Regions from separate parts of the Homo sapiens genome. Here region 2 is linked to region 1. A link is a loop called in an ENCODE intact Hi-C map of the cell type or tissue named here. Cell type or tissue: B cell. All regions are shown on one strand.

Region 1 (5,000 bases):
GCGGGGGATTGCCTGGAGGTTTCTTTAGACCTGTCTAGCTCACACAGTCTTGATGCCTGGGTTTTAGGCTGCTGTACTGTTGCTGGGGCTCACTTCCTGTGGGTAGGCTGTTATTTTGCCCGCAGATCAAGTCCTCACTGTCTAGATGCCTCTATCATGGGGATCTCTTCTTCCCTCTCTGGATGGCTCTGATCCCCAAGTTATTTCCTGTTGCCTAGGTAACACCTCTAATTGGATGCCTTTTAATCGTTCCCTTTTTTAAAGGGATAAATGTGGATTTTATTTCCAGGTCCTGTCAGAGGGCCCTGCCCTAGAGAACACGTGCGCCCCTGCGTGGGCAATCCCTTCACTGTGACCGCAACCATGGGTTGGATGGGGGGCACTCACTGGGCTGGCCTGACAGTCACAGTGAATCCTGAAAGCATGGTTTTCACAGGAACCCACCTTCAGGATTTAGCAAGACTGACGTCTCTCCTGGCCAGCGCTGCTTCACTGGCTTCACCCCAGATTAGGGCCTGTGTTTAAAAACCAATCCCAACTCAAATCAGAAATTACCCAAAATAGCTGGAGAGTCACTGAGATCTCAGGTAAGCTTTCCCTTCCTGCCATGAACTAGAAGGGGAAAGAAGAGTTTGACATTCAAGTTTGACTCTAATGCTGGGTGCGTGAGCGCATGCGTGCATGTTTGTGTGTGTGTGTGTTCCACGCACATTTGCCAGGGAGAGAGATTTCACAGCATGGCTCCAGCTGGAGGCGGTGAGGCGGTGCTTTTCTAAGACTTCCTATCAGAAGCTGTGCATACTGGTGGGTCACGCCGTGCCTGTATAAACTCTGGCACCTGTCCTTGCCCTCATCATATATGAGAAAAATGGGCAGAGAGAGTGTTCGTTTACACCCCCAGACCACTATCCTTTCAATGAAGCCTGGGTATCTGGCCTTCCTCCAGGTCAGGGACCCCCTATGCTGCAGAAGGCAAGTCTGGGAGAATCTGTCCCTCAGCCCGAGAGCAAAACTGTAATCCTAACATTACTTCCATCCACCAGTTTCACCAGCTACCTCCCTCCTGCCTTCCTCTGCCTCCAATAGGCTGTGCATGGAGAAGACAAATCCTCTTGATAAACAATATTTAGAAAGGGATTCTATCTTTCCTGACCCCAAACACATCATGGCCTCTGGAGCCAAATACCCTGACATTTGCAAGATGGCTTCTTTTGGGTTCCTGGTGCTGCAGGCCCTGGTTCCCAAGGACGCAGCTGGCAGAGGTGCCTCCTTCAGAGGAGGAGGAGGAGAAGCTGGAGGGCTGCGCCCGGCAACCCCATGATCTCTTAAAGGGGGAAAAGTTGAACTGATCAACAGTAGTTAAGAAAAAAAAAATCCACACCAACAAATAAATATCTTGTCTGAGAAGACTCAGATATTCCTGGTTAATATTGAAAAGCACTGCTGTGGATGAGCTTGTGAAAGAAAGGACGGTTGGGGGATTCAAGATCTGCCGATCCGAGCCTGGAGATCAGCCAGCTAAAAGCCCAGCAGGGCTCCTGCAGCCTCACCGCTCCCCTCCTCACAGGTGCCCTGGACCGCCCACCATTAGAAGTAGCTGCCCTGTGCTCTGTGCTAAATGGACTAACTCTGAGCTGAGAAAGGCCAGCTAAGCCCCTCACCACTGCAATTTCCAAATCTGGGGGAAATGCCACAGTCCGCAAGTTGGTGCTATGTTTCATCTCATTGCATAATACTACACCATTCTCTGTGTGTAGTGGCTGTTCTATATATATACATCGGGAGGCAACATATGGCTGTCCCAACCCCCACCTGTCAAAACTGTGACTATATCACTTCTGACGACCAGAAGGAAGCTGCTAGGCTGGGCCAGGATTCTAAATGCTGAGGAGGTAATTCAGAGCCACGAAAAGTTGCACCATATGCTTTGGGGTTGCCGGCTGCTTCTGTGCATGGGGACGGGGTTTAGTGCCAGTCTGCAAAACCCTCCTCGCTGCGGTATGCCCTGGGTGTGGGCCTGGGGGGCCACGTTTTCTCTCCCTGAAGGAGAATCTGCTGGGGGCCACGGTTCTCCAAGAGGGGACTCACAAGGAACACAGGCGTCCCCAAAACCTGCCCTTGATAACATCAGGCCTGGCCAAATAGTATTTCTTTAAAAAAATTTTTTTTGTTTCATTTTATTGGATAAAGATTAAGAAAGCGCCAGCAGTGACTGAGAGAAGCAAACCACGCCCGGCGGCCCCGCGGCCTGGAGAGGGTCCCCGGCGCGGGCGGACGGGCGGTCTACCTGGAGGCGCTGGTCTCGGCCAGCCGGTTGTTCATGATGCCCAGCGCGCCCACGCCGCCCGAGAAGCCGTTCTGGCGCGTGTTGACGCACACGCTGCGCGGGTAGCCGTTGGCCGTCTCCGACAGCTGCTTCTGCAGCAGCGCCAGCGACACCTTGTTGGAGGCCGTGAGGTCGCGCATGGAGATGAGCTCGCCCGAGAGGCGGCGGCCCTCGGCGTCGCTGTCGCGGGCCGCGGGGTCGGCACCGAGCGCGGCCAGGCGGCGGCGCAGCCGGGAGCCTGGGGTGATGGCATTGCGCCGGGCCAGGGGCGCGCCAGGAGCCGGGCAGCAGCGCGCGCAGCAGCGGCAGCTCAGCTTGCGCAGCATCCAGTTGAGCACCTGCTTGATGAGGATGGAGATGACGTTGAAGAGCGAGTAAATGCAGCACACGCCGAGCAGGATGAAGAGGAAGTTGCCCAGGCGGTAGAGCCCCTGGTTCCGGTAGGCGGCGTGCTGGCTGCTCACCAGGTCCCCGAAGCCGATGGTGCTGAAGGTGACGAAGCAGAAGTAGAGCGAGTCCACGTAGTCCCAGCCCTCCACGCTGGTGTACATGGCCGAGGCGCAGCAGGACAGCAGCACGGCGAACAGGCCCAGGATGAGCAGCACGTGGTACACCGAGGGCTTCCAGCCCGCCAGGCTGTCGGCCTCCGAGAGCGCGGAGCCGCGGCGGAAGGTGGCGGGCAGCAGGCCGCTGCGGCGCAGCTGGCGCTCCCGGCAGGCGCGCATGATGAAGGCCAGCAGCGAGATGATGCGCTCCAGGAAGAGGTTGAAGAACAGGATGGTCCCAGCGCAGCCGAACAGCCCGTAGGCGATGAGGAAGGCCTTCCCGCCCACCGTCGCGGGGGTGGTCATGCCGAAACCTGTGGAGACAGGGCAGGGTCAGCGCGGTCCTGGCCGCGCAGGTGGTCCTCACTGGGCGAGGGTGGGGGGTGTGGGGGCGGGGGCATGCAGGTGCTTGCGCGGCTCCTATCTCGAGTGGCACCACTCAGGTGGAGGAAGAACAGCACTTAGTCATTTATCTCCCTTGGTGGCACTTAATAGGTTTCCTGATCTTGGCAGCCCCTAAACTGATGGAGGAGACATGGCCCTTCATCTTGGGGACCTATAAACCCAAGTGGTTGGGACAGGTAGTCACTAGGAAGGACCCATCATGACACAAAAAATAGAAACCACTGCTGCACAGGTGCAAACCACTGAGCTACCCACAAAGCCAACAAGGGACACCTGCTCTCCCACTCCTCCAAATTTTTTTTTAAAAACTGTCATCTTTATTTTAGTTCATAAATACATTAATATACTAGTCTAGGTGAGTTTTGTTGGGTGAATTACAAATATTTACATTAGAAATCAAAACCAACATAGATCTCTTCAAAGATATCTAGCTTCTTATGTGCTTGTGCACTTTTTATACCAGTCTTGTTACTTGGAAACTCCACTGCCTACTTGAGAATGGTGAAAAAAGCCAAGTAATCTTAGTGCTGTGACTAATTTTCACTTTACAGGCACTTCGAAAAGGCCTTTGGTCAAACGATCATATTTTCTTTTTTGGGGGGATAGGTTCTTTGTCACCCAGGCTGGATGCAGTGGTACAATCATAGCTCACTGCAGCTTTAAACTCCTGGGCTCAAGTGATCCTTCCACCTCAGCCTCCCAAGTGATAGGACTGCAGGTGTATGCCACCATGTCCAGTGAATTCTTTGTTATTTTTTCTAATGGCAGAGAAAGGACCATATTTTCTTAGTCTGCCAACATTTCATGCCTCTGGAATTGGGCCTAAGGCCAAGTGGGTAGTCCGTCACTTCCCTAGTTCTTACAGTGTGAATATGGGGTGACAAGAAAATGTGCATTTCAAATCAATTCCCAGATGACTCCAAAGTCTTACATACTAGAATAGCAGACTTTTCTGTTCAAAGGGCAGTTTTTAAAGAGTTGTCATATGTGCCCAATTTTTTTTCCCAAGTGTGCCATAGATTTTCGGTCCCTCCCTGTTATTAAAAAAAAAATCAGTTTACCAACTCTGCCTACTAACTAAAGGACCCCAAAATTAAGTGTCAGTGCTCAAAAGTCAACTGCAGCTCCTCTTCTTTCCTCAAGTTATTTGGAATTGTGAGTGAATCCGAGCCGAACAACTGTTGACTACGAGTTTTTCTCCAAAAGCCTGGTTTTTAAATGTAACCTGTAGTACACCTGGGCAGACAGCCTTGTTAGGGAAGCATTCCATAGGGCTTTGCCTTAATTGGGATTGTTCACTCTGGGACCAGGTAGAGTGTAACCAGGTAGCTAGAGTTAATGGTCTCTGAAAAGAGCTTTGTGAGGCTGACAAAAGGATTGCTTGAGAGTAGTCCACCCACACCCTTCAGAGACTGAGCATGGCTCTGCCATTGGGTGCCGGCTCCTTCTCAACCAAGGATCACCATCAGTCATCCTTGCTCACACTTGTGGCCAAAGAAAGGCTCTGGCCCAGCTGGGTCCTGTGCTGCTGGTATATCAAATTGCTTTGTTCTGGGAGGTCTATACAACTGCGTATTGCTTCAGGCCCTTATCGTTGTTAACTTACCACTTGTTCAAAGCACAGGCTTTAAGGGTGTCTTTATCAATTGATTTCTGCAGAAGGTGTGGCTGCCTGCCAGTGTGCTCGCCCATGCCATCCAGGGCAGTGCAGAGTGGCAGCTCTG
Region 2 (5,000 bases), 250 kb after region 1:
CTCCAAATGTCCCGGGAGAGGGGGGTGCATTTAGATTTTAATGTCTTTCAGGAAGTTCCTGGAATGAATAAAGTCATTTGCAACTTTTATCGTTCTTGCCAAGAGTTTCCTATAATAGTAAAATCACATTGATAAAAACAGTGGAAGAGTAAAGTAATGTTGATACAGACTACAAGCCTGGTTGGGGAAGATGGTTTAGGCTCGCACTCACACCCTCGGCTCAGCCTGCTGCCTTGCGTCTCCCAGTCCTGTGGGGTTTGGACTTCTGTCTCCTAGTCTCCTATTCATGGTCAGCTTTGTCCTAGAAGAGATTACATCTCTAAAGTCCACAACCAGGCTGGGCACCGGTGGCTCACGTCTGTAATCCCAGCATTTTGGGAGGCCGAGGCTGGCGGATCACTCGAGGTCAGGAGTTTGAGACCAGCCTGGCCAACATGGCAAAACCCTGCCTCTGTTAAAATACAAAAATTAGCCAGACACAGTGGTGTGTGCCTGTGTGTGCCCCAGCTACTTGGGAGGATGAGGCAGGAGAGTCGCCCGAACTTCTGAACTGCAAAGGCAGTTTCAGAAGTTATCCTAACCCATTTCTGTGCTGAAGCTCAGAAAAAAGGAGGACCACTCCTGCCACTCAGTGAATGTATTAAAGAAAAAAATGCTTCATGACACTCGTTGAAGATAGTTAGGCAAACTTTATTAAAGGAGGGACTAGGAAGATAGCTATAGAAACCACTGCAATGGGCTGCTGAAGTTGGGGAGAGATTGGGAGACTGAGCTCAACTCCAAACACAGCACTGCAAGTAGGAATGTATAGCCAAGGAGCAGTGGGGGGCAGAGGTGGGTGATGCATGGAAATTATTAAGAGGAAACATTGGGGGAAGGGGATATCCTGGCTAAACTGATCTGACAGGATTCTTGTTGAAGGCAAGCAGGGTGATCAGACATTACCCAGAGTGCGGCGGAGGATGAGGAACCTCATTAGATATTGTCAACCTAAAAGGAAGAGGCTGAGGCACAAAATATAAAGAGTTTACTTGAGCCAAACTGAGGACAGCTGCCTGGAAGACTCAGACCCAAGTAACCCTTGGATATGGGCTTTGTTTGATCTTTGTCACAAGCAAGTTTTTAAAGGCAAAAACGGAGGCTAGGGAGCAGGCTGATACAAAGTTGTTTGTGGGCCAGGCCCAGTGGCTCATGCCTGTAATCCCAGCACTTTGGGAGGCCGAGGAGGGCAGAACATCAGGTCAAGAGATCGAGACCATCCTGGCCAACACGGTGAAACCCCGTCTCTACTAAAAATACAAAAATTAGCTGGGCGTGCTGGTGCGCACCTGTAGCCCCAGCTACTCGGGGGGCCTGAGGCAGGAGAATCACCTGAACCCAGGAGGCGGAGGTTGCAGTGAGCCAAGATCACACCACTGCACTCTAGCCTGGTGACAGAGCAAGACACCGTCTCAAAAAAACAAAACAAAACAAAACAAAAAAACCCACAAAGTTGTTTGTCAGGAATTCTTCTCATTGGTTGACAGAAATAGCATTGATTAATGATTGGCTATACATTGTTAAGCTATAGGGCGTGGTAACAATGTCTAGGACGGCATTATTAGGTTAATTTATAGCTACTTATGGCAATAGCAAGCCGTTTCAAGAGATGAAGGCATAGCTCAAAGAGGGTAGTTAGGGCATGATTGCTTGTCTCATTTTAGAGTCTCTCTGGGAGTGATAATTTAAAAGAACTCACCTCCTAAAATAAAAGTGATCAGGGTCGGGCGCCGTGGCTCATGCCTGTAATTCCAGTACTTTGGGAGGCCGAGGCGGGTGGATCACCTGAGGTCAGGAGTTCGAGACCAGCGTGGCCAACATGGTGAAACCCCGTCTCTCCTAAAAATACAAAAATATTAACTGGGCCTGGTGGCGTGTGCCTGTAATCCCAGCTACTCGGAAGGCTGAGGCAGGAGAATCACTTGAACCTGGCAGGCGGAGGTTGCGGTGAGCCGAGATCTCGCCATTGCACTCCAGCCTGTGTGCAAAGAGGGAGATGCCATATCAAAAAAAATAAAAGTGATCAGATATTGGCCGGGCGCGGTGGTTTGTGCCTGTAATCCCAGCACTTTGGGAGGCTGAGGCAGGAGGATCACCTAAGGTTGGGAATTCCAGACCAGCATGGCCAACATGGTGAAATTCCATCTCTACTAAAAAAAAAAAAAAAAAAAATACAAAAATTAGCCTGGAATGGTGGCGCACGCCTGTAAACCCAGCTACTTCAGAGGCTGAGGCAGAATTGCTTGAGCCCCAGAGGTGGAGGTTGCAGTGAGCCAAGATCATGCCACTGCACTCCAGCCTGGGCAACAGAAGCGAAACTCTGTCTGAAAAAAAAAAAAAGTGATCAGATATCAAAGGTAGGGAATTCTTGCTCAACTGACTTAGGATTCTTGTAAAAATTGGATGATGCAAGCCGGGCACCATGGCCAAAGCAGAAGGATCATTTGAGGCCAGGAGTTTAAAACCAGCTTGGGCAACATAGTGAGACTCCCATCTCTACCAAAAAAAATATATTTTTTTAATTAGCTAGATGTAGTAATGTGAGCATTAGTCCTAGCTATTCGGGAGGCTGGGGTGGGAGGATCCCTTGAGCCCAGGGGTTTGAGGTTGCAGAGATAACACAGAAACCCAAAAGTCAAGCCTAGCTGGAAAAGAGCTCAGAAGTGCCTGAGTAGAGTTTGGTCAAGTAGAGAATTTTTGTCAAAAGTGAGGCTGGAATCCCAATGCAAAGGTCTGATTCCAAAATAGGGTCGCCAAATTTAGCAAAACTATTGCGCTGGACATAAGCTAAAAAAAAGTATACCTTTCCACAAAAGATGGTGGCCTAGGGAAAAAAATACTATTTGTTTATCTGAAATTCAAATTTAAGTACATGTCTCTTTTCAATACTCCTTCTCTGACCTTGCGTGGTGCTTGCCTTTGGGATTAGGGCGAGGGGTGTGGGGGTGCCGGCCACTGAACTGGAAGACCAGGGGCCAGACCCTGGAGCCCAGGGACAGTGGGAAGATGAAAGAGGGGCTGCAAAGCCCAGTCGCGCGAGCTTGTTCCGGCGCCTGGTCAAGAGTGCCCTCTGGTGGCCACACGGCGCCCTGCACCCGCAACCAGCGCAGCCCAAGCAGTGGGGACCCGGCCTCTGAGGCGGACACCTGTTCTTGGTTCTGACCTCTACTAAGAGCACAAGTCCGCCCCGGGACTGTAGAGAAGGAAGCCGGGAGGACAGGACAAGTTCAGAGCCACCTGGGATAGACTTTTCAAACCAGTTGTCTTAACTGGAGGCTCTGATCCGCTCCCTGCCAAGGGTCAGCCACTGTCTTGCCGGGGCGGCTGATCTGCAAGATCCTCATACCCCTGAATTTTCAAGGCCCGAAGGAGCAAACGGCTGATATCTGCTCTTCCTCAAACCTCTCGCTGCCCACCACCCTCCTGGCCCCTCTGCTCACTTCCAGGGTGTGGGAAGTCAAATCAAAACTGAGGGCAAGCCGCCGCAGTGGCACGTGCCTGTAGTCCCAGCCACACAGGAAGGAGTGGGAAAGAGGTGGGAATCGCTTGACCCCAGGACTTCCAGACTGCCCAGCGCTGTGATCAGGCCTGTGAACAGCTACTGTACTCCAGCCTGGGCAAAGCAGCAGGACCCTGTTTCTAAACAGGTGAATAAGTGAATTAATACAATTAAGAAAGAAAAAACGGCCAGGCGAGGTGGCTCACACCTGTAATCCCAGCACTTTGGGAAGCCTAGGTGGGCAGATCACAAGGTCAGGAGTTTGAGACCAGCCTGCACAACATAGCAAAACCCTGTCTCTACTAAAAATACGAAAATTAGCCTGGTGTGTTGGCATGCGCCTGTAGTCCCAGCTACCCGGGAAGCTGAGGCAGAAGAATCATTTGAATCCAGGAGGTGGAGGTTGCAGTGAGCCGAGATCGCGCCACTGCACTCCACCCTGGGCGACAGAGTGAGACTCTGTCTCAAAAAACACACACACACACAAAAACAGTCACATAGAAATGTGATTGGACAAAAGGGGGTGTGACCTAAGAGTAATAGATTAGGAGGAGCTCAGCTAGGCCTGTTTGTTCAAATTCTTTTGTGTCTCTGTATGATATTCCTTCTCTCTAGGTATGGGGTAGGACACCTGTCACAGGAGGATCTTCAAGGGAGAAGGGAGGAGGTCAGAGAGTGACCTTGCTAGTTTTTAGGGTTTGTTTCCAGGAAGAGGAGTTCTAGTTTCTCTGACCCACTTTAGGAGAGAAAGGCGAATGGGAGAAAGGAAGTCAGGAGTTCAGAGAAAACTTATTGCTTCTGCAGCCCTCTCAATCTCCTGAAGCTCAAAATACCCTGCATTCCAAGGTGCCATACTTTGGGGCATCATGTTCTGAGCCCAGTGGCAAACATGATCCACATGGGCCCTGTTTTCTTGGGGCTGTTGAGGAGACAGGGGTGGACATAAATCGTCACACAGGGCCGGGCACGGTGGCTCATGCCCGTAATCCTGGCACTTTGGGAGGCCGAGGTGGGCAGATTGCGTAAGCTCAGGAGTTCAAGACCAGCTTTGGGCAACATGGCAAAAACCCATCTCTACAAAAAATACAAAAATTAGTTCGGCATGGTGACGGGTCCCTGTAATTCCAGCTGCTCAGGAGGCTGAGGAAGAATTGCTTGAAACTGGGAGGCAGAGGTTGCAGTGAGCCAAGATCGCACCACTGCATTCCACTGGGTGACAAAGTGAGACCCTGTCTCAAATCAAAAACAAAAACAGTTACACAGCACAGAGTGCCAAAGAGGCATGTCCCACCTCCCACCCCAGGGCCTAAGGAAACCCACCTGCTGGCCCTTTCCTCTGAGAACTGCAGAGCCCAGAATCCTGTGGGATGCGCAGGCAGTCTTCCCAAGGGCCCTCCTGTATCAGCCGGCTTTTCACACTCTTTGTCTGTGTACTTGGTGCTAGACGCCTCACTGCCCATGC

Evidence for each region. Peaks named below come from ENCODE experiments on the same cell type or tissue, not always from the same donor. Only the 100,000 strongest peaks of a DNase experiment are listed, where the experiment ranks them.
Region 2: a loop joins it to region 1, with 23 times the contacts of the local background. A loop is called at or near these places in 21 of 110 quality-filtered maps.

What each region holds. Positions count from the first base shown.
Region 1 is chr2:47,518,624-47,523,623 of GRCh38, forward strand. It overlaps KCNK12 (potassium two pore domain channel subfamily K member 12), which reads right to left. Exons shown (of 2, transcript NM_022055.2): 2 at 1-3,185. The coding sequence ends at 2,284. It also overlaps a transcript of MSH2 not described here. Among named protein-coding and RNA genes, the nearest start is that of MSH2-OT1, 6.4 kb to the right of the region's middle. RefSeq lists a silencer at 2,316-2,585. In B cell, a CTCF peak has its summit at 2,739; a DNase peak (open chromatin) is centred at 2,708; H3K4me3 peaks cover 1,540 bases; H3K27ac peaks cover 583 bases; H3K27me3 peaks cover 223 bases.
Region 2 is chr2:47,764,971-47,769,970 of GRCh38, forward strand. No RefSeq gene overlaps it. Among named protein-coding and RNA genes, the nearest start is that of MSH6, 16 kb to the right of the region's middle. In B cell, CTCF peaks have their summits at 3,102 (motif pointing left) and 3,306; a DNase peak (open chromatin) is centred at 3,111; H3K4me3 peaks cover 279 bases; H3K27me3 peaks cover 460 bases.